Regions from separate parts of the Mus musculus genome. Here all the other regions are linked to region 1. A link is a loop called in an ENCODE intact Hi-C map of the cell type or tissue named here. Cell type or tissue: left cerebral cortex. All regions are shown on one strand.

Region 1 (8,000 bases):
AGAAAAGGAGTAAGTGCTGAGGAGAAGTATGATTGGAAACACCGTCCCAGGTAGAGAAAAAAGCAGGTGTGAAGGCCCACGGCTAGTTAGTTAGGAGCCTGGAGGCTTAGCCACAAAGCCCTCAAAACTCAGTGAAGTCAAGACAAGAGAAAGGAGAGCACTAGCAGGTGGATGTAGTTGGATGCAGTTTGCTAGACTGCCTTTTCCTGTCCAAGGCAAAGGAAGTAGAATAGAGTGAGATATGACTGACACTTGTAAGAAGGTATTGCTAGTGACAGGTAACGAACTATGTGAAATGAAAGGGTTTGGGGAGGAACCGCGTGCTGGTCCAGGCAGGAGATGATGCTGGGATGGGGGTGGTTTGAAAGAAAGGCCAGTCTTGTTCCTCATTCTGGAGTGGCTGCAGGTAGATCTGATTATCACAGCTCAGGGAATGCTGCTCCCCAAGGTGTGCTGATGTCAGGGTATGGCGCTACCCAGGCCACACCCACTTGTCAGTAACACAGGCACAACAGGAGTCAGCCAGTGCAAACGTTGGCTGTGCTGAAGTTGAGAACCTCTGCCTGAGACAGAAGATTGTCTGAATGACCTAAGAGAAGAGTAAATAGGTAGGTGCAAGACAGGTTTAAGAGGTAAACCAGGGTTCTGTGACTGACTGGACGCAGAGGGTCAAAGGGCACAGGGATGGGCTTCAAGTGTCTCAATGATGCTGAAGTGTTACCAAGGGCTTCAACCTTGCTCTTACAAAGGGGTAGGTAGGACAGGGTGGGAAACCAAGGGTGGAAGCAAGTCTCTTTAACTGAAGTATGGCACTCATGTCAGGCCTTCTACCAAGAGATGTGGCCTCAGGCAAATCAGAGGTATCTTCCTAGACCACTGCTGTTGATGTCAGCTTTAAAATATTATCCCTGATCTTTAAATATTTAGACAATGATCTGAAGGGTAGGAAATTAATTCAATGGTTGAAGACTCGCCCAACATTTATAAGGCTCCGACTCCATCACCAACACTGCACAGAGGAAAAAATTGATATATATCAGTGGCAGTATACTTGCTTATCATGTGCAAGAACTCTCAGTTCCTGAGACTGGCTAGTGGGTGAGACTGTGATAAATGGGTTTTACCACATTCTCCAAAGATTCCTAGCCCCAGGGGCCTGGAAAAGCAATAAAAACACTTCAACCAGGGCAGGCCACACAGGCCAATATAGTCAAATCTGGGGTGCTCTGGTGTTGTCAAAAAACTGGATCAAGACAAAATGAAGAACGTCAGATCATTTATGAAGCAAGTTTCATTATATGCTTCAGTTTAGAATGGAGAAGCAAACAATGGGTTTTAGAAAAATATGAAATAAAAGTTTTGTATCTGAGAGTTTCCAGGCAACTTAAATCCCTCTGCCTCTGGAAAAGAATAAACAGAACCTAGGAGGGACAGAAAGTTGGCCCAACGAAATACACAAGTCCTTAAAGAGCTCCTAATGGGAGGAGTTGCAGCTGACTATAGATAGGAAGAGCTGACCCTCTCAGCAAAGCCCAAGGAGGGCTAACTTGGGAACAAGAGGAGCGAGCTTCCTTAAGACCTCATCTGAGGCTGGGTAAGGGTTAAAGACCAGGAAGCCAGCTAGGGCAGCTTTTGGACCAGGACATCCTTGATTGTCCCCAAGCCTGGAGCAAAGGTCCCTGTAGGTCCTGAGCAGGGCTCCACCTTCAGGATGGAGTTTTTCTGTCTCTCAAAATCAACATCTTGTTCCTGAACTTCACACCCCTGATTCTCTGCCCTACTTACCCAACAGAGCTCCAAAACACATCCACAAATTTTATTCAAGCATCATATTTTTGATTCTAAGAGAGAGTTTACTCAAACATCCCAGAAAGAAAATAAAAAGGCAAGAAGAAATAATAAACTATCTCAACAGTGAATGATGTATGAACTCAGAAGGAGTGAATGGCTTATTTATAAATAAGCGTCACTCCTAAGACGACACAGGAAGCCCAGACGACAGCATAAACAAAAGACACTTGGGAAAGCCTTTGCCCAAAGCCTGGCGCCTGATTGAAAAGCAAGCTCAACCCTCTGTCTGGGTGAACTGCAAGCTCACATCAGCCTCTTGTGCGCCTGTGCGGTCCTCTGTGAGCCTCCGAGCTGTAAATATTTGCCCTTCGCCCAGAGCTGGCCAGCTGTGGAGACTGCAGCTGACAGACAGGCCAGGGGCCAGAAAGGGGGTGAAGGGTAGAAACTTGCAGGCCCGGAATGCAGGCGTGGAAGAAGGAGCAAGGGAGGGGAAGTGGGGAGAACAGAGCAGACACAAGTCTCTGGGGGACCCTCTCTCTGCCAGGCCACCTGGAGCAGCAGCCAGAGTGGCAGCAGCAGGGTCCACACCCCTTGCCAGGCAGCAGAAGCACCCAGCTGTTGAAAATGTGGCACGCTTGCCTGCAGGCAAACCAGTGGTTTTCGAGTGAGGGAATGCAGTTCCCTGGAGGACACTTGACAATATCTGGAGACATTTTGAACTGTTGGAATTTGGAATAAAGTCGACTGGCATGGTGCAAGTTGAAGCCAGGAGGAGTACACATGTGCTACAGAGTATCCGACAACAGAGACTCCCAGTAACAAAGCCTTCCCAAGCCCCCAAATGTCAGCCCACGCCTAGATAGAGCCAAAGTCTAGTAAAAGCCTATCTTCTCCGGGAGGCAGAACCTAAATCCACGCTTTTCTCATGAGTTCCACTGTTGGGATTTGGGCAGGTCAGGTCCCTCATCTATAAGATTTAGATGAAGTGGAAAGTACCCCCCCCCCCCACACACACACACATACACCACTCTTGGTGGCCCTTAATAAATAGAGAATAACAGGTCCCAGTGGTTAAACTGAGACAGGGCATAATTGTGGTTAAGAGCAGGGCCTAATGCTGTGACCCTTTAATATAGTTCCTTATGTTGAAACTGTTTCTGGGCTATAAAATAAAATTACTTTATTGCTACTTCATAACTATAATTTTGTTACCATTACAAATTGTAAATATCTGATGGGCTGGGTATCTAATACGAGACCCCAACCCACAGGTTGAAAACCACTATGCTAGAGAGACAAGTATGGTCAAAACCCACCTCTGAACCTTTAAAACCCTGACCTAAGCAGACGATTGTCCCTCCAGGAACCACAGTTTCTCCACGTACAAAATGGTAAGCATTGTACCTATATTTTTTATGAGAGGGGGGAGGGAAGGGGAAGAGGGGGGGGGGAGAAAGAGACAGGGAGGGGAGGAGAGGGGAGGGGGATAGAGGGAGTGGAGAGAGGGAGAGAGGGGGAGGGGGAGATGGGGAGGGGGAGAGGGGAGGGGGGAGGGGGAGAGGGGAGAGGGGAGAGGGGAGAGGGGAGAGGGGAGAGGGGAGAGAGAAATGACTGAGAAGCGCTGAAGCTGGTGAACCTCAGGAGGGGAGGCTGACATAATTCCCGATCAGCAAGGGCAGGGGAATGGTACAGGAGTGGTTTAAGGTAATTGCAGGTACTCTGAGCCTGGCACTGTGCCAGACCGTTTTTCTACAGCCTCACCTTGATGGAAACAACATCATCTGACGGGCTCGAGGTAAACCGAGGCACCTGTGGAGCCTAACCCACAAGCCACTCCGCTGGTTACCCAAAGGTGGAGATGTTTTAATTCAAGGAGGCTATCACTTAAATATTACTTTCCGGTTACTGGAGCAAGTGGGTCGTTGGGTTCTTTCTCGACTGCCCAAATGAGTTCTCCTATGGGGCCTGGCTGTGTTTTCCTGCTCTAAATTGTTAGGAACCATAGTTTCCAACTTTAGAGAGGGATTGAGCTACTTGCTCAAGGTCAGCAGCCAGTGAGTTGGCAGGAAAGTGCATGTTTGAATCCAGCCTTTACACCGGGGCCTCTCTCCTGGCATCCCTTTCAAGCTGCACCATAAGGGCTCTGCTGCCACCTTTCCCCCTTTGCATCGCAGCAGATACACTCCAGGTCGCCCAATGGAGTGTCACATCCACACAGACCATGGCTCTGATCTTAAGCCAAGATGAGCAGCTTCCTGGGTCTCAGGCTGGTGTGCAGGCCAAAGCCTCTCAACACCTCCCTGACTCTGGAGTCATGCTCTCTGTTCCTACCCTACACTTGGTTGTAAGTTCCTTTTAGTGTTCGCAGACACACTCTGGCCCCCCAAAACTGCCGTAGCTTCAATTCACCCTATATGTCCTGCCTTTTGGGACCACAGTTTCTCAGTTGGAATTAGTTAAGTAACCCGCACGGAGTGATACAGCTGGCAAGCGCTGCTAACAAGAGGAGGCCGGAGATGCACCCAGGAAGACCCTGGCATCCTATATTCAACGGACCTGGGTGGGACTCTGGGTCAGCTAAAGAGGGTGGAGAGAGGAAGGGAGAGAGAGGGAGAGAGAGAGGCAGAGATGGAGAGAGAAGAGAGATTGCTTACCTTGCCGCCTGGCGGCGCGGCCACGCAGCGGCTGAGCGAGTCGAGGCGCGCGCTGTACTCGGTGAACTTCTTCTGGTAGCGCAGCGCGGTCATCTGCAGTTCGAGCTGCGCGGCGGCCAGCTGCGCCACCAGCGACTTCTCGCGCTTGCCGGCCCGCAGCGCCTCCTTCTTGAGCGCCTTGTGCAGCGCGCCCAGGCGGGCCTGCAGCGCTCCGTTGTGCGCCCGCAGAGCCCGCGCGCAGCAGTGGCCGCCCGCCCGCTGCTCGCCGTGCGTCAGCGGCAGCCCGCAGCCCTCCTGGCAGCGACCCACGGGCCGCGCGTCGCACGCGTCGCGCATGTGGGCCTCCACGTCGCGTCGCAGCAGCAGCTGGCCGCAGCCCGCGTGGCGGCAGCGCGCGGGCGCGAAGTCGCAGCGCTCCAGGTGCTCGGGCAAGTCCTGCAACTTGACCACCCGGCCGCAGCCCCGCGCCGCGTGCGCGCACTTGATGTCCAACTTGAGGATGAGACGCTTGAGGGGCAGGACGTGGTTGAGCTCCTTGGCCGATAGGCGACCGCGACAACGCGCGGGGCAGCTGCCCTCCTGCACTACCCAGGGCAGCACGCAGCCGGCGCAGAATACGTGGCCGCACGGGGTGGTCAGCGGGTCCTCCAGGACCTTGTGGCACAAGGCGCACTTCAGATCAGGGTCCACGTCGCCGTCGAAGCGATCCAACTCGAAACCCATGGTGGCGGCCGGGGCCCGGTGTCGCCGCCGGGCGACCGGCCGCCCCCTCCCTCCCTCCCTGCGAGGCGGCCCAGACACGCCGGCTACGCCGCCCGCTCTCTAGCTCGCTCTCCCAGGACTGAGCCTAATTGCTCCAGACTTCCTCGGAAAATGCCCGAGGAACAGGACTCCTCCGGCCGTATTGGCTCGAGCGCAAGCGCACTAACATCCTGCCTCTGGGGCCTCACGACCCTCTTTTGGCCATAGGGAGGGGGCCTCGAGGCACAAGAGGCTGAGTTTGACCACAAAGCAAGGAGACCTGCCAGAGACCGGAGATGGGCCCCCTCTTAGGGTCTCCTCTCCGCTTTCTTGGAGGATTCTCTAAGAGACAAAATACGCCAGCAGAGAGCATCTCCCTCGGTTTGGAGCTGCGTCTGTGGCTCTCGCCCACAGAAGTTTCCTGCCACATCAGGACTTTTCATTCCCCACCTCCTTCTTTCTCCTGTGTCTGCCTTTTAGAGTGAAAAATATCTAAGGCCCTGCTATCTCTGTATTTACGGTCGTTATTTATTTATTTCACTCGGGGGAAAGTTACAGCGGCTGCTGGACGCTCAGGCTGAAACTTTGGTCCCAACCAGAAGATCTGCAAACTGCAGTGTTTAGCAGCTAGAGGTTTCCAGGACCAGAAGGCGAATTTGCAGGAATCAGATCTCCCCTCCAGCTGTCTGGATGGGACAGGCCAGAGTGGTTGGCTGGATCCCATTCTTACACCTCTATAAAGAGGGCACTACAGTACCTCAAGCATTTTGCTCAGTTTCTAAACTGGTCCCTTAAAAAAAAAAAAACAAAAAACAAAAAACAAAACAAACAAACAAAAAAAACAAAAAACAAAACAAACAAACAAAAAAAAAAAAAAACAGCGCTACAATGTTGCGAGAGCATACTTTAGCTCCACTTGAAAACTATTGCCCCCACCCCCCCCCCAACCCCCGCCCCGTTACTGGAGCCTTGACTCTGGTGGTTTAAGAGATGGAGGAGTTTAAAACTTCAAGTCCCTGTAGCAACGCCTACCCCAGCCAACTTGCCAACAACATCCCTTCAGCTTGTTTTTGTTGTTGTTTTGTTTTCCTTAAATTAATTTATTTATTTATTTATTTATTTATTTATATGCTTATTGTTTTATCTCCATTTTCCCACTGGAGCAGTTCAAAGAATCGCTCTTTGAACTGAATCAAAGACAGGCTATTTGAGAATTTTGGGTCCTTTCAGATTGTGAACCAATGGTTCACCAGGAGCTTGAGTGTGTATCCGCGCTAAAAGAGCCTACCAGCCACGGAGAAGCTGCTGGTCTCTACACAGCCTGGATTTTAGCTTGATGGAAAAACCCTTGCCGTCTGGACCTTTCTCTTCTACTCCAGAGAAGCTTTTCAAGCCCAGTAGCAAGCCTGGCACTGGGTGGAAACACCACTTGGGGGATACCAGGCTAAGTGGAAAGTTCATAATGTGGGATACCAGTCTAAGTAGAAAGTTCATAACATTACCCATGCCTTTGGTAGTTTTTGTTTTTGTTTTACTACCTCCCAAGGCTGTAGACATTCCTAAGAAACACTGGTGAGAGTAATGTCAAGTTCTGGAATTCTCATTCGGAATCTGCTGCCAGATTCTCTAGAGAATCTGGAAATGGAGAGCTAAGAATTTTTGTGTCTGGTATGGACCCAAGAAAATGGGATTACAGCATTCATTTTGTCTAATTACTTTTACTTCTGTCCTTTAGAGGGCTGCTAAAGACCCATGACCTTCACTATTGAACTGCTTCATTGGAGGGAAAGAATTGCCTTGATGTCCATAAGGATTAGTGTTCTGAAGTGACCACTGCAAAACTGTTGCTAACTGTTGCCTACCAGATTGTTCAGTGCATGGTTGAGGTCCCCCAACGGTGTTCTTTAATCTTGACGGGTGGCATTTGGTGTCTAGTCGTGATACTTTTGTTTCATTGCCTTTAATCAATGAATGCATTTCTCTTTAGAGGATTCCAAGTGATGTGAAATATTCATGACCTTTGTTCAGATAAGCTCCAGCAGGGAAAAATCTTCCACTGGTGCATTTGTTAAGCCCTCCGTGGGTAAGAGGCAGCTTCTTTCAACCAAGGTGTGTGGGCTTGTCAGTTTCATAGACAAGCTAGTGTCAACAAGGTGATAATCTTCAAACCAAACTGGTTTTGAGGAACACGGGGAAAACTCCATAATACACCATAAATGGGAAATTAGCACTTACCTGAGATGTAAACTTCAGCTCAGAGCTGTCTCTCCACCCATCTGTGGCCCCTGATGACAGATTGGGGGATGAAGGCCGGCTGTAAAGAAAGAGGCAGAGCTGAAACTATAGAGACACTGTCCCCTATTGTCAGTTTGCTCCTTCAGGCAAAGGCAAAATCTTCAGAAAGCCTCTCCCCATTAGTTAACTTTAGTATTAAAATTCTTGGAAATCAGCAAAAACCAAGCCAGATAAACCTACCGGAATGTGAGGGTGAGGGGAGGGACATGCATGCTGTTCTATCACTGGATTGGACAGGAGAACCAAGAGACAAAGCTATTAAGAAAAAGTGGAAATCAGGGCATTATCAGTTTTTCTTTTCTTTTCTTCTTCTTTTGATTTGTTTCTCACTAGTGACACACTCCTGCAGACCACCCTTTGTTGTGGGGTTGCCTTCTGTATTCTGGGATGGTTAGCAACATCTCTTGGAGATGCTCATAAATGCAGTGACAAAGGACCACCACTCTCGCCCACCACATATGACATCCAGGTCACTGCCAATGTCTCTTGAGGAGAAGCTGCCCCAGATTAAGAACCATT
Region 2 (8,000 bases), 110 kb after region 1:
AACTGCATATTTTCCTTTATAAGAGTTGCTGTGGCCGGGCAGTGGTGGCACATGCCTTTAATCCCAGCACTTGGGAGGCAGAGGCAGGTGGATTTCTGAGTTCGAGGCCAGCCTGGTCTACAGCGTGATTTCCGGGAGAGCCAAAACTGCTCAGAGAAACTCTGTCTCGAAAAACAAAAAACAAAAGACAAAACAACAAAAAAGTTGCTGTGATCATAATGTCTCTCCACAACTATAAAAGCCAAACTAAGACAACCCCTCAAACACTAAAGCAAGTTACATGACCATTGTCATATAAAAGTACTTGCTGACTGGCTTGCAGCTGAGTTGCTGAACCAATCACTCAAGGCAGAATTGATTTATTTAAATAATCTACATCAATGGTTCCTCCTTCTCTATGGCATTAACACTCAAGAAAGTTAAAATTGTTCTAATTATTTGGAGAAAGTAATATTATTTCATACCGTAAGGAACTGTCCTTTAATCTAAAGAACTTCTTTTTTTAAAACAATTTTGCCAAATTATAATTTACAAACTAAAGAACAGATGCATTTAAAGGATGCAATTCAATATATCTTCAGTTGTATAATTACCAGTATCACAACTTTAGAACATTTTCATGGACAATTCTTTGATCCCCCTCCTAAAAACCAAACAAATAGGCACTGACTTATTTAACTGTCTACCTCTTAGCCCAGGGAACAACCCATTTCTCTGCTTTCTGTTCCTAGACTTTTTTATTCTGGGTATCGGATGTAAACGGAATGGAATACTGTATGATCTTTGGTGACTTGCTTCATTTACTTAGCATGATATTGGCAAACTTCCTTCTGTTGTAACATTCAGAAGTACCATTGCTTTTCATTGCAGATGATACTCTGTTGTATATATAAACAAAACATTAAAACCTCGTGTGTGTGTGTGTGTGTGTGTGTGTGTGTGTGTGTGTGTGTGTGTGTGTGGTATTGCAGGTGGATGGTAGATGTACGTTAGTGTAGATGTGTGCAGGGCGCACATGAATGAATATATGAATAGAGGTTCAAGTTGGCATCAGTGTCTTCAATAACCATTCACTTTACAATTTAAAGCGTTTGTCTCTTTGTGTGTGTGTGTGTGTGTGTGTGTGTGTTATATATGCACATATTATTCATGTGTGTGGGTGCATGTTCTTGTGGGTGTATCTGCATGTGTGTAAACATGCAGAGTCCAGAGATCTAGATCACGTGTCTTTCTTGATACAGTTAGTTCTACCGTCTGTGTTTGAAACAGGGCCATTCTCTGTTTCTCAGGCTAGAATGGACCTTGGACTAGAATGAGGAGTGAGCAGGCACCTGGAGCTTCCTGTCTCTACCTTGCTATGCTTCGAGACTATCGGTGTATATCACTTTGTTTGGCTTTTTATGTGGAAGATAGCTCTTCATGCATGGATGGCAAGGATTTTACCTACTGTGCCATCTTCTCAGCTACTAGACAGATCATAATTTTAATTCCTCCATCAGTTGATGAACATCTAGACTGCTTTCACTTTTTGCTATCCGGATTGCTGTTTGGGGTACTGATGTGCACATTTCACACAAGCATACAATTACCTCTCTCTTGAACACACATGTCCAGGAGTACAGCTGTTGGATCAGATGGTAACCTTAAACTTTGGAGGGGTTTTTGAACTGTGTTCCTGATCAGGTAGTCATTCAATTGTCATTCTTCTATGTGCTGCAGATGAAAATATAGCTGTTTATACTCTGTGACCATGATTTTCATAAACACACACAAAGCATTGTTTGCAATAGTACCACACGCTGCTCTTTCCAAGGATGCAGCCAGAAAAGGGGAGACTGTATTCTTGCTTGTAACATTACTAGGAAATGTTTGCTATTTCAGAAAAAATTAAACTAAACTAAACAAACGAAACAATCTGAGCATAGTATTGGTTGTATCTGAGTCACAAACAAAACATACATATGTCAGAATGTATCTGTATTCTCATCCAGGGGGAGTTTACTTCCTCACTGGTTATTTGAACATCATCCAAGCCAAGGTTTAGTGTCTGGGGAGGGTTCTCACTGGCATCTCTAGGTAGAGCCCTGGATTCTTGATCCACCTCTAGTCCCAGTGTGAATAGTGCTTAGGACTGGCACATACTCATAGTTCTCCAGCTTAAAATGTGCATTGGTTTCATGGACAGAATTATATTATATTAACATATTATATACTTGAGGAAAGCTGTGTCTAGGTGTTTTAGCTAAAAATCATGTGATTTTATTAGATGCAACTGTAAGTTACCTTTTGTATAACTATGGAATTATGGATAATTTTATGCCATCTGTAAATTATTTGATCTCTGCATTTCATCTCTGTATAATACTGGGAGATGCTACACACTGAAGTTACTAGAACGGCAGCCAACTGGACTCCTTGGGTTTGATGCTTCGTGCTGGAGCAAGCTCAGCTTCTTTTAGGATAAATGGGCCATCTATAATAGACAGCAGAATGATCTGAGGATCTGAAAGGACAAAGGAAGAGGGAATGCTGTAGAGTTATTGGCCATGAACAAAATTTCAAATATTTCCAAGATCTTGATTTATAATCCTGTACTTTTCTCTTCTCCTATTTTATTCTTCCCTCCTGTTCTCTCCTCTTCCTTTCTTTCTTCTCTCTGATATTTTTGTAGAGTTCATTATTTACAAGAAATCACACTCACTAAGGCAAGCAATAGTCAATGGCCAGAAGCAGTCCAGAACCTTCTCAGACTCAAACCAGGGCTGTTTCCAATATTGTTGAAGCCTGTTTTGCCCATTGCCTCTTATCAGCAGATGTGGCTGCCAACTTTGTCCATCTTAGAACATAAAACTAGATAGAGAAAATAGATGGTATACAGCCTACATGTGGGCCACAGGAACTCCACAAAACAGCTGTCATGGGTTGGGTCAGAGCTAAAACCGTTTCCTGCCTCTGGGAAATCAGTGCTCTGAACCCTTCATATGTTCCACGTGGAGCGGTATGTTTCTTCACTGATCTGGGAAGAAGGCCCGATTTTTTGCAGAGTTCCGTGCATACATGGGAACTCCAGCATGACTATGCACAGTGTATGTGAAAATCAGAATCCTAGTGAGTTAGAAAGGTGGTTAAGTTGGTAAACTGCTTATCTTATAAGAATATGAACCTCAGTTTGATTCCCAGAACCCATGTTATAAAAGCAAGGCATGATGGTGCATGCTTATGATTCAAAAACTGGGCAGGCAGATACAAGGGTATCACAAGGGATCACTGGCCAGCCAGACTAAACTACTTGGCCAGTGAGAGACCCTGTCAAAAAATAATAAGGTAGATAGTGTTTGAGGAACACGTCTTCTGCTACACAAATGCAGACACACACAGAGAGAGGCATAGACACACAGACAGACATAGACATACAAATAGACAGACAGACAGACACACACACACAGACACATACACAGAGGCATAGACACACAGACAGACATAGACATACAAATAGACAGACAGACAGACAGACACACACACACACAGGTATAGACACACAAACAAACATAGACATACAAATAGACAGACAGACAGACAGACAGACAGACACACACACACACACACACACATACACACACACACAAAATGTTGGCATTTTGTCAAGGTTCTTCCCCACAGTTACATGGCAACAGCCAGGTATGCCTGGCTCACTATAAAAGGGGCTGATTGCCCCCTTCTCTCTCTTTTGGTTTCTTGTTCTTGCTTTGTCCTCTTCTTCCTGCTCCCCCCTCTCCATTCCCCCTGCTCTCTCTTTCTACATGCTCTTGGCTGGCCGCTACCCCTCTTCTCTCTCTCTCTCTCTCTCTCTCTCTCTCTCTCTCTCTCTCTCTCTCTCTCTCTCTCTCCCTCCCTCTCCATCCTCTCTCTCTACTTCTCTCTCAACTCCCTTCCCCATGCACTGAATAAACTCTATTCTATATTATACCATGTGGCTGGTCCCTCAGGGGGAAGGGATGCCTCAGCATGGGCCCCTGCAGAGATATCCCCTTCCCCCACACCTGATTAAACATCCACGAAACATATTCCTTTTCTCCTTATATTTTTATAAAACAAAACACACACACACACACACACACACACACACACACACACACACACACAGGATCTGCCCTCAGGGATGATCCTCTTAGGAGCTGGTCAGTGCCTGGGAACCAACATTTTAAACAAGACACTTTCTCCCCCTCTTCTTCACTTTTCACCATTCTCCTTTAGTCTGAATGGTTCTGGTAATTTTTTTTCTGACTGAGGCAAAAGCTGAGGAGGTAAATCCTGCCAGTCTATCCTGCTGCAGTGAGCTTGCTGGGATCCATGTGTCAGCTCAGCTTTCTGGCTGCTTGCAGAGGGCTAGAAAGTTGGATCATCTGGGGCTGGCTGACATTCCCCTGCAATGGAATTTCCTTTGCTGCAGAACCTGCGGCCAGCAGCATGCTGTGCACAGATTTTGTTTTTACTCAATAAGTTTTCCTTGAACTGGACCCGATCGAGCCGCAGTTAAGAAAGGAGCCTGAAGGCTCTGCCAACACGTCAGCTGCAAAGCAGACATCCTGAAGGGCTTACAGTGTGGAAAACAAAATGCCTACGGTGGCCCATGAAAGGGCACAGTGCTATTGATCATGCCAGCTACATGGTGAGATATGCTTCTTGTGCCCTGGCAGAGGAGTTCATCTTGATAAAAACCAGGGTTGGAAGAAGTGATGGATGTACTTAGATATGTGGCTAACCCCCAGCGAGCTGAGGTTTCTGTGTTTCCAACAGACTTTGACATGGGGGAGGAAACACATTAGAAGAAGAAATTGCTGGAGGAGAGGTTTGCCTTTCCCACCCCCAACACCAAAGACATTCTGAACTAGAAAGAAAGCAGGTCCCGAGGATATGAAATGCTGAAGTGCTATGGAGAGCAGCTACTTCAGCTGAGGTTGCTGGTGGGTGGGGAGAGATGACCCAGATTCAAGACAGTGAATCAGAGGAAGGCTGAAAGGAGATACATCTTTGGTGGCAGAAGGCTGTTTTGCCTTTTTTCCATCTGAGAACGGGAGTGCTTCCTTCAAAAGGAGAAAGTAACTCATAGCAGTGTCATATAGAGAGCTCAAGAGAGAGGAGTTCTAATGAAGGCCATGGGTAGCTTCAGAAAGAACCGAAGGCCATCTTAGTGACCGATGGACATGTACCCATGATTGTGATGGACACTGCCAAGTATATTGCTCTTTTCAACTTTAGGCAGCCATTAGCAATCGATCAGAGTTAACATTGAAGCTAAAGAGAAATGGAGCCTAAGAGATGCTCAGTTGGTAAAGCACTTGGGGCACAGCCATGAGGACCTACATTTTTGATTCCCAGCACTCCTATAAAAGTGAGATGGGCTGGAGGTGCATGTTTGCCATCTCAGAGCTCGGGGGACAGAGAGAGGAGGGTCCAGGGAGGCTGCTGGTGAGGAAGGTCAGTCGAATTGGCCAGCTCTAGGTTCAGGGAGAGAACTTGTCTCAAAATATAAAGTGGAAAGTGATTAATGAAGATACCTGATATTGACATTTGGCCCCTGAAAATGTTCATGGGCACATGTTCACATACATGAACACAGACAGACAGATAAGTGTGTGCACGTGTTCACGCGCAAACACACACACACACACACACACACACACACACACACACACACACACACACACACCTTTTTATCGCCACTTTACTCTCTTCCCGGAGCCTTAGGAGTGGGGGTTGTGCTGTACACAGTACACATATCAGCTGGGACTAGGTATCACAGGGTCAGTTGTTCTCTGCATTAAATGAGTTGTGAATCTCAGTGATAATTTCCAGATCCAGTGTGTAGTCTTCTCAAAGACTCCTCAGCCTCATCTTGATTTCTTATTACCTGCTTCTTTCATGAGGCTGTGAACTTGATATTTTCAGTAGACATCTGTGTGACAATGGGTGTATGAGCACCCAGAGGTGGGCATTCCGGGCCCACCATTTGGGTTGGGTTCTTTTTTTTTTTTTTTTTTTACAGGAGTTTGGCAAAAGTTATATGTCAAATAAAAACCACAACCCTTTCTCTCCTTAAAGAATACTAAATCCTCTGGGCAAAACTCTGACATGCCTATGAGTGTCTCTGGGGTATACATTTGAATAACGGCAACAGTTGTCATACTGATATGTTGTTACGCTGTAGGCTCTGTGCTCGGGCTCTCAATAAGATTATGCCATTAAATCTTTGAATGTTTTCAGCATAATTTTCCAGAAGAGAACACTGAGGTTCACAGAAGTTGAGCAACTTCCCCGAGGTCATATAGCTGGGTACTGGCCAAGCTGCTATTCGGATTCAAGGAGTCAGACATTCCAGGATTAGTTTGAAGCTTGCACTTATAGTCCAGAGGCCACCGAGACCCTCCCCCCCTTTCTCAGTCTGGTGAATAAGGGAAGATGTGAAGGCTCAGAGCAGACAGACTTCATTCCCTAAATAGCTGGTGTGGAGATTTCTACCACCCACCTCCTCTCTCTCTCTCTCTCTCTCTCTCTCTCTCTCTCTCTCTCTCTCTCTCTCTCTCTCTCTCTGGCAACGGTGAGCTGTGTGGAGAGGAAGCATGCAGAAATGGTAAGCTGACACCTCACTGCCTCACCGCCATGACTTATGAGCACACATCAGACACACAGTTGCCAAACACCCTCTCATGACACTCATTTTCCTCAGGTCCCAGCTGCCTGAGGGCCCTGAAAGAAAGCTGGGGCCAGCTCTGGGGTCAGCCGAACAAACAGATGGAGATGAGGGGAGGTGACACTCGATCAGGCCTCCGCATCTGCTGGGCCTGCCATGGCTGCTTGGGCTGCCTGATGTCTTGACCTAGCTAATCTTGGTGGTCATCCTCAGGCCGGCTGTCCCGTGTCATTCATGGCCACCCTGAGGTGACTTCTGCTTAGAGATGCTCTTACTCAGAAAGTCAAGCTGACTGGGTCCCAACTGCTTTTTTTTTTTTTTTTACATTATGGCTTTGAGCCTACCTTTTTTTTTTTTTTTTTAAAATTAGGTATTTTCCTCGTTTACATTTTCAATGCTATCCCAAAGGTCCCCATACCCAACCCCCCAATCCCCTACCCACCCACTCCCCCTTTTTGGCCCTGGTGTTCCCCTGTACTGGGGCATATAAAGTTTGCAAGTCCAATGGGCCTCTCTTTGCAGTGATGGCCAACTAGGCCATCTTTTGATACATATGCAGCTAGAGTCAAGAGCTCCCGGGTACTGCTTAGTTCATATTGTTGTTCCACCTATAGGGTTGCAGTTCCCTTTAGCTCCTTGGGTAATTTCTCTAGCTCCTCCATTGGGGGCCGTGTGACCCATCCAATAGCTGACTGTGAGCATCCACTTCTGTGTTTGCTAGGCCCCGGCATAGTCTCACAAGAGAGAGCTATATCTGGGTCCTTTCAGCAAAATCTTGCTAGTGTATGCAATGGTGTCAGCATTTGGAAGCTGATTATGGGATGGATCCCTGCATATGAGCCTACCTTTTGGCAGACAGTTTTTGTATGGACAGCTCCTGGGTATTGTACAGCTAATATTAATGTGTTTGTGTAGCTATGTATTATTCATCCCGTGTTTTATAGCTTGATATCAACAATGCACACTAACTTTGTGAGGCTAACTAAACTTTTAGGAATTTCATCATAACATCACGAAAGATACAGATTTGTTTGAGGAATGTGCTCTATGTTCATATGCAGACGTCATCCACTCACCTACCTCTCTAACAGTTACGGGGCACTTAGGATTGCCAACCAGCCTTCCTTACATGGGCTCCTGCCAAGCCAGAAGAGAAAAACAACTTCATTAATGCCCCAATCACACATGCATGCTACAGGAGGAAAAATGAACTTGGCACAAACCGATTGGTAGAATTTCAATCAGAGCAAAGCTGCACTTAAGAAGAGTGGACTATGGGGTACTTAAATGCTTAATTCCTTTCAGACCT
Region 3 (8,000 bases), 240 kb after region 1:
CCTAATGTAAGAATCATTGCTAAGTGATGACCTGCAATTCTTATTAGCTTGTGTCATGATATCAATGGGTGCCCAAGGAGCCATTATTAGCCCTCCCACCTTGAGTACAAGTGTGGAGGAGTCTGAGAATCCATTATGTAGCAGATGACTTCACCCTGTGGAGACAGCCAATGACATGTAAGAACATGACTACAGGCAGAGATTCGTGGTTTGCCAAAATGAATGACTACTATGATATTTCCAATCGCAGCCAAATAAGCCCCGTTGAGAAGCTGACGGACAGTGCTGATGCACAGACTTTTTGCATCTTCTCTTCTTCTTCCTGTAGCATCTTGAGCTGTGAGTAATTAGGTCAGAGGCTGGTCACTCAAACCAGTTTTGAGGTTGTTGTTAGTGGTCTAGGTAATTGCAAATGCCTTGCTGGTTTAAGAACAAGTGAGTATTTCAGGAGACTGGGGGTCAGGTAAGCATTTTAATGTTAAGTCTTCTTCTGTAGCAGGATTATGTTGGACAGAAAATAAGTTTTGAATTGCAGAGAAGCAAGGGCCATTGCTTAATTCTTTTAGCCTGTGTCTAGTGTTTGTCTCATACACAGGATTGTTGGATTGGAGGAATGACCTCAGTCCTCAAGGTGTGGCTATCTGACCATATTATGAGACTCTAATAGCTTTTAGAAAACCTCTACTGTAGTGCAGATTCCTTATACATATATTTTGTGTAATTACAAAACAACCCTAGCCTTAATGACAGTAGCAGGGTCAGCGTAAAGGGAGTCTTTCCTGTGACTGTTGATGATGTGCCCCTCAGTACATATAAGCTGTAATTTAAAACCTCCTCCAGAACCGTAGGTTGAAATACCATAATTAATGGGTCTAACTGCCATGAATTAAACTGCCCTCCTTTGGCAAAAGGGGAGGAAGAAGAACTCAGAGAAAAACGATGCCCCATATGTTGGTGACTTAGCTCCAGACTGTAGAAAGACACCAGGCACTTGGAAGTTAGTGAGAAGAAAGAGAATGATCTAGGCAAGCCATTTCTCCCAGGTTTGTTTGTTCCTGCCATGGAAGGACAATCACATGAGGGTGAAGTCAAGTGCTTCACAAGATTCTTGTCCTCAAAAGCAAGTCTTAATACGACACTGAAGAGGTGGGTGTTGAGGGAATGTCTCAGTTGGCAAAGTGCTTGCTGAGCAAGCACAAGGTCCTAGGTTTGAATCTCAGGACCCATGCAAAATCAGAGTATGGGAGGTAAGACAGGAGAAACCCTGAGTCTAGTAGATAACCAGTCTAGCAAAATTGCTGAGTCCTGTGTCCCAGTAAGAGAGACTATCTTAAAAGCATAATTGAACACTCCTGCAATTCACTTCTGGCCTCCATGTGCACACATACTTTCATGGAGGTACACATACACACACATATACACAGACAGAGAGGGAGGGGAAGGGGGAGGGGGAGAGGGAGAAGGGGAGGGGGAGAGGGTGAAGGGGAGGGGGAGGGGGAGAGGGAGAGGGAGAGGGAGAGACAGAAATTCAACATTATTTCACATTCAAGAGAAAGTGTAAGTAGTTCTGACTTGTCCTTTGTGTGCTTAAACCACACTACTTAGCTCTCCCCCTTCTCCTAGCATGAACAGGACACACCGACCACTCTGTGCAGTGGCATTCACATCCTCGCCAGCATCTGCTGTCACCTGAATTTTTGATCTTAGACATTCTGACTGGGTTTTGATTTGCATTTCCCTGATGGTTAAGGATGTTGAACATTTTTTCAGGTGCTTCTCAGCCATTCGGTATTCATCAGGTGAGAATTCTTTGTTTAGCTCTGTGCCCCATTTTTTAATAGGGTTATTTGAATTTCTGGAATCCATCTTCTTGAGCTCTTTGTATATATTGGATATTAGTCCCCTATCTGATTTAGGATCGGTAAAGATCCTTTCCCAATCTGTTGGTGGCCTTTTTGTCTTATTGACAGTGTCTTTTGCCTTACAGAAGCTTTGCAATTTTATGAGGTCCCATTTGTCAATTCTTGATCTTATGGTTTTCAAAGGAGAATCCAGAAGAAAACTTCTTACATAAAAACTGTCCTGACATCTGAAAAGAAAAAATAACTATGAGGTTGAACATGCTCTTCCAAGCAAATTGTACTACACTTTATGAACGTTTTTATTGTTTTCTCTATGTCATCTTTGTTTTCTCCCTGTGGTCTCAGGGATGGGACCCAGAATTTCATACATGCTCAGGAAGTACTCTAGTACAAAGTGATGTCCTCAGCCTTCTTGATAAGGTCATCGTATGATTCATGCATTGAAGCAATATTGCTAAGAGCAAGAATTCCATCTGATTGTGTTAATTCTTCCTTCACTAAAAAGGTATGCCCCAGGCATATGACAACTCAGGAATATCCTTTACTCTAGTTATATTTCAAGAGGCCTTCCAAGGAAGTAGACAGATTAAAGACTGGAGTCAAGGACACATAGACTTGAGTCTCCACAATGGTAGCAGTGTGACCTTTGTAGATTTCAGTGCTTTGGCTTGAAAAAATAGGGATCTTAGGCTGGTGAGTTGAGGTCATAGGTGAGACTGAAGGTGCTCAGCACTAATCTTGATGATCTGAGTTTGATTCCTAGGACTCTCATTGTGGCAGGAGAGCACTGGCTCTTGCATACTGTCCTCAGTCTTCCACATGTACTGCAACACACACACACACACACACACACACACACACACACACACACACACACACACACGTACATGCACACACACATGCACACACACACACAAGTAAAACTGTTATTAATCATAGGGATACTAACAGGACTGAAGTAACACTGTTCATGAAGACTGAGATTGTGTGTGCATAGGACATGACCAGCACTCACTAAGTCCTCATTAAACTTTAGCTTTCATTTTTAATCACAAAATGGATTCATTTCCTAAGGCCATTATTATATGTCACCCTGAACTCTGAGCCTTCTAACAACAGCAATTTGCTCACTCAGTATTTCATGTCACAAGATCCAAGTCACATGGTTAGCTGGGTTCTCTCTCTCCAAAGGCCCCAGTGAAGAACCCTCTCCTGCCTTATCCAGGTTTGGAGACTTCAAGGAATCTACTTGCCTTCATAACTTACATCTCTCTGTTTGTCATAATATGTCCTGTTCTTCTGCTAGTCCTTCTTGTGTGTATTTCTCATAAGGACCTCTGACACTAGACTCCAGCACTGACAATGCAGGGTGACCTCATCTTGAATCTTAGTTACATTTGCAAAGATCCTGTCATCTTGGGCTTATCAAGATGGGTGCTCAAGATTAGGTCACTAAACTGTCCTTCTGAGGGCCACATTTTAACTCATGACATAGCATGCGTGGCTAAGAGGATTTGCCTTTTTAAACATGTGAATTAATCTCTTCTAATTCTACGTGTTTTCCTATGACAAAGGAATGTGAATCAAACCCACTGAAAATTATAAAAAGCATCAGGAGTGAATGGGGGGGTGGTAGCAAGAAGGGAGGAGATGGACATAGGGGTAGGAGGGGACACTTTCAATGTACATGGATATATGTAGAAAGTTATGAAAGCAGAGTCTAAACAGAACTCCAAGGTGGGAGTGGGGAGTGGATTTGACCCCTAGATTTCTACTTAGCAGGAGTGAGTACTAACATTTCAGTGCTGGTGTGCATGCTAGCAGAGGCAGAACTCAGCTAAAGGCACTAAAACATAATCTGGCATAAGATATTTAATTCCTGTTAACAATAAACATTATTGTAAACATTGCTTTCTCAGGGTCTGTCAGGTAAGTGACAGGGTTGCTAGAAACATTCCTCTTCTTGAACATTTTACCTGTTGACCTGTAAAGTGTTTCCTACTACTGTTTCTTAATGCACCATGGTTTCCAGAACCCCACCGCAGGTTGTTCATTATTCTACAAGTGGAGTCAGTGGAGAAGATGGCAATTATGCTAGGATATTCTGCCATCTGCAGGTAGTCATGGGCTGCTGCAACACTCATAAAACAAATTAATTACATGGGTTCGGAAAGGGACCTTTTACTTAGAGTCTCTGAAGGCTCCAAATCTACTATTGCATTCTTGCTAATTAATACAGACATCCTTTGGCGAGTGTGTAGAATTAATTTCAGGATTCTTAGAGACCAAAACTTTTAGATACTCATGTCCCTTACATAAAATTTTATATGCCTTTATTTTGTCTTCTTTGTAGTAGTTATAATACCTAATGCCATACATACACTATGCAAATACTTTTCAAACTGTGTTATTTTGGGGGAAGGCAACAAAGAAAAGATTAACATATTCAGTATAGATACACAATCCCTTTCTCTGTTGGTTCAACAGAGAACACTTGTAGTTTATTCAGTCCACATAGAGAGGAAGGCCTGTGATGTACTCAGTCAAAAACATTTCTTTATAGAAGATGCTTGAAGATGTGTGTGGGCCACTCCCACGCACTTGGGATCTGCCTACCAGCAGATGTCCACATATTCAGCTCAGTAGGCTTTTGTTGTACAAATCAGCAGCTTCTCACTTGTTCTTGGGTCATGAGTAAAACCCAAGGCTTTGTTGGAGATGGATAGATGTGGGCTTTGCCCATCCTCCTGAATCTGGTGCCATAGTGAGCTGTGTATCAACAGGCTTGCCGTGTGCTGCTGCTGCAGCCAGATGTCAAAGAACTGGTAGATGTTGGAAGCCTACATTTTCATGAAATGGGTGAGATGGGTGTGTTTCTTAGTTAGGGTTTCTATTGCTGTAAAGAGATCATCACCATGGCTGCTCTTATAAAGGAAAACATTTAACTGGGGCTGGCTTACAGTTTCAAAGATTGTCCATTATCATCATGGCAGGAGCATGGCAGCATGCATACAAACATGGTGCTGGAACTGAGAGTTGTCCATCTTTATGTTCGGGCAGCAGAGGGAGACTGTGTGCCATACTCAGCATAACTTCAGCATATCTGAGACCTCAAAGCCCATCTCCACGCTGATATGCTTCCTCTAGCAAGGCCACGACTATGCGAACAAGCTCATATCTCCTAATAGTGCCATTTCTTATGGGCCATATGAGACTATGAGTCTATGGAGGTCATATCTGCTCAAACTATCACAGGAGGGAAGGTAAAAATCTGAGCACTATAGCAGAGAAGCTAATGAGAGACTCTGACCTGCGTGCATCACTTTGTAAATCAGCAAGTGGAAAGACATGATTTTGATAAAAACAAAACAAAACAAAGAAAAACAAAACAAAACAAAATCTCATGTATTGGCAACACTGCTAGTGTTTTCTTTACTGCTGAGGGATTATATTTATTTTTATCCATATATTCTTATACCTGTTTATATTTTACATAAAAGCAATGTTGGCTTAGATTGCCTTCAATTTTATCTTAAATTTAAAATCACTTATGGGTTTAAATTGAACCCATTAAGTAAATATTTTTATGTACTCAGCTAAAACAAGAGCTGAAAAATGCAGAGTCAAAAGGATACACTATTCTACCTTATGGAAGATCAGTTAAAAATAAAACTAGGCTATTCTTAAACATGTTAATGTAATTACAGTGACACACACACACACACACACACACACACACACACACACACACCTTACTCTATAGCCCAGACTGGTCTAGATTCACCATGTAGTCTACAGCAGTCCTCCTGCCTCAGTCTCCTAAGTGTTGCAATTGCAGATTGGGAGGATAGCTTATGGGGGATTTTTTTCTTAGATATTTTCTTTATTTAAATTTCAAATATTATCCCCTTTCCTGATTTCCACCACCCTAGAAACCCTCTATCCCATTCCCCCTCCTCCTGATTTTATGAGGGTGTGCCCCCACCCACCCACTCCCTCCTCCCCACCCTTGAATTCCCTTACACTGGGGCGTCAAGCCTTTACAGGACCAAGGGCCTCTTCTCTGATTGATGCCTGACAAGGCCATCTGCTGCTATATATACAGCTGAAGCCATGGGTCCCTCCATGTGTTCTCCTTGGTTGGTGGTTTAGACCCTGGAAGCTCTGGTTGCTTCATATCGTTGTTCTTTCTATGGGGTTGCAAACCCCTTCAGCTCCTTCAGTCCTTTCTCTAGCTCCCCCATTGGGGGCCCCATGATCAGTTCAATGGTTGGCTGCGAGCATCCACCTCATTATATGTCAGGCTTTGGCAAAGCCTTTCAGAAGACAGCTGTATCAGGCTCCTGTCAGCATGTACTTCTTGGCATCTACAACAGTGTCTGTGTTTGTTGACTGTAAATGGGATGGATCCCCAGGTAGGACAGTCTCTGGATGGCCTTTCCTTCAGTCTCTGCTCTGCACACAATGGTGTACTACTAAGTTATTAAAAACAACGAATTCTTCTTCAGTTTCATGTGTTTTGCAAATTGTACCTTATATCTCACTATACTAAGTTTCTGAGCTAATATCCACTTATCAGTGAGTACATATTATTTGAGTTTTTTTGTGATTGTGTTACCTCACTCAGGATGATGCCCTCCAGGTCCAACCATTTGCCTAGGAATTTCATAAATTCATTCTTTTTAATAGCCGAGTAGTACTCCATTGTGTAAATGTACAACATTTTTTGTATCCATTCCTCTGTTGAGGGGCATCTGGGTTCTTTCCAGCTTCTGGCTATTATAAATAAGGCTGCTATGAACATAGTGGAGCATGTGTCCTTCTTACTGGTTGGGACATCTTCTGGATATATGCCCATGAGAGGTTTTGCAGGATCCTCCGGTAATACTATGTCCAATTTTCTGAGGAACTGATTTCCAGAAATCGCCAGACTGATTTACAGAGTGGTTGTACAAGCTTGCAATCCCACCAACAATGGAGGAGTGTTCCTCTTTCTCCACATCCTCGCCAGCATATGCTGTCACCTGAATTTTTGATCTTAGCCATTCTGACTGGTGTGAGACAGAATCTCAGGGTTGTTTTGATTTGCATTTCTCTGATGATTAAGGATGTTGAACATTTTTTTCAGGTGCTTCTCAGCCATTCGATATCCCTCGGGTGAGAATTCTTTGTTTAGCTCTGAGCCCCATCTTTTAAGGGGGTTATTTGATTTTCTGGAGTCCATCCTCTTGAGTTCTTTATATATATTGGATATTAGTCCCCTATCTGATTTAAGATAGGTAAAGATCCTTTCCCAATCTGTTGGTGGCCTTTTTGTCTTATTGACCTGTCTTTTGCCTTGCAGAAGCTTTGTAGTTTCATGAGGTCCCATTTGTCAATCCTCAATCTTACAGCACAAGCCATTGCTGTTCTATTCAGGAATTTTTCCCCTGTGCCCATATCTTCGAGGCTTTTCCTCACTTTCTCCTCTATAAGTTTCAGTGTCTCTGGTTTTATGTGAAGTTCCTTGATCCACTTAGATTTGACCTTAGTACAAGGAGATAAGTATGGATCGATTCACATTCTTCTACATGACAACAACCAGTTGTGCCAGCACCAATTGTTGAAAATGCTGTCTTTCTTCCACTGGATGGTTTTAGCTCCCTTGTCAAAGATCAAGTGACCATAGGTGTGTGGGTTCATTTCTGGGTCTTCAATTCTATTCCATTGGTCTACTTGTCTGTCTCTATACCAGTACCATGCAGTTTTTATCACAATTGCTCTGTAGTAAAGCTTTAGGTCAGGCATGGTGATTCCACCAGAGGTTCTTTTATCCTTGAGAAGACTTTTTGCTATCCTAGGTTTTTTGTTATTCCAGATGAATTTGCAAATTGCTCCTTCTAATTCGTTGAAGAATTGAGTTGGAATTTTGATGGGGATTGCATTGAATCTGTAGATTGGTTTTGGCAAGATAGCCATTTTTACATTGTTGATCCTGCCAATCCATGAGCATGGGAGATCTTTCCATCTTCTGAGATCTTCTTTAATTTCTTTCTTCAGAGACTTGAAGTTTTTATCATACAGATCTTTCACCTCCTTAGTTAGAGTCACGCCAAGATATTTTATATTATTTGTGACTATTGAGAAGGGTGTTGTTTC

The links. Hi-C counts contacts between places; a loop is a spot of excess contacts. Peaks named below come from ENCODE experiments on the same cell type or tissue, not always from the same donor. Only the 100,000 strongest peaks of a DNase experiment are listed, where the experiment ranks them.
Region 2: it touches region 1 in a loop (2.4-fold over the local background); 3 of 42 quality-filtered maps call a loop at or near these places.
Region 3: it touches region 1 in a loop (4-fold over the local background); 10 of 42 quality-filtered maps call a loop at or near these places.

The regions. Positions count from the first base shown.
Region 1 is chr6:101,372,721-101,380,720 of GRCm38, forward strand. Pdzrn3 (PDZ domain containing RING finger 3) reads right to left here and starts at 5,177. Exons shown (of 10, transcript NM_018884.2): 1 at 4,446-5,177. The coding sequence starts at 5,168. In left cerebral cortex, a CTCF peak has its summit at 4,464; DNase peaks (open chromatin) are centred at 2,132, 2,520, 4,060, 4,640 and 3 more places; H3K4me3 peaks cover 4,139 bases; H3K27ac peaks cover 3,156 bases.
Region 2 is chr6:101,478,346-101,486,345 of GRCm38, forward strand. No RefSeq gene overlaps it. Among named protein-coding and RNA genes, the nearest start is that of Gm34335, 37 kb to the right of the region's middle. In left cerebral cortex, no CTCF peak of the experiment used is centred here; DNase peaks (open chromatin) are centred at 3,132, 4,414, 4,508, 4,932 and 1 more place; H3K27ac peaks cover 2,650 bases.
Region 3 is chr6:101,613,043-101,621,042 of GRCm38, forward strand. No RefSeq gene overlaps it. Among named protein-coding and RNA genes, the nearest start is that of Gm34335, 98 kb to the left of the region's middle. In left cerebral cortex, CTCF peaks have their summits at 3,977 (motif pointing left) and 4,932; DNase peaks (open chromatin) are centred at 3,937, 4,475 and 4,890.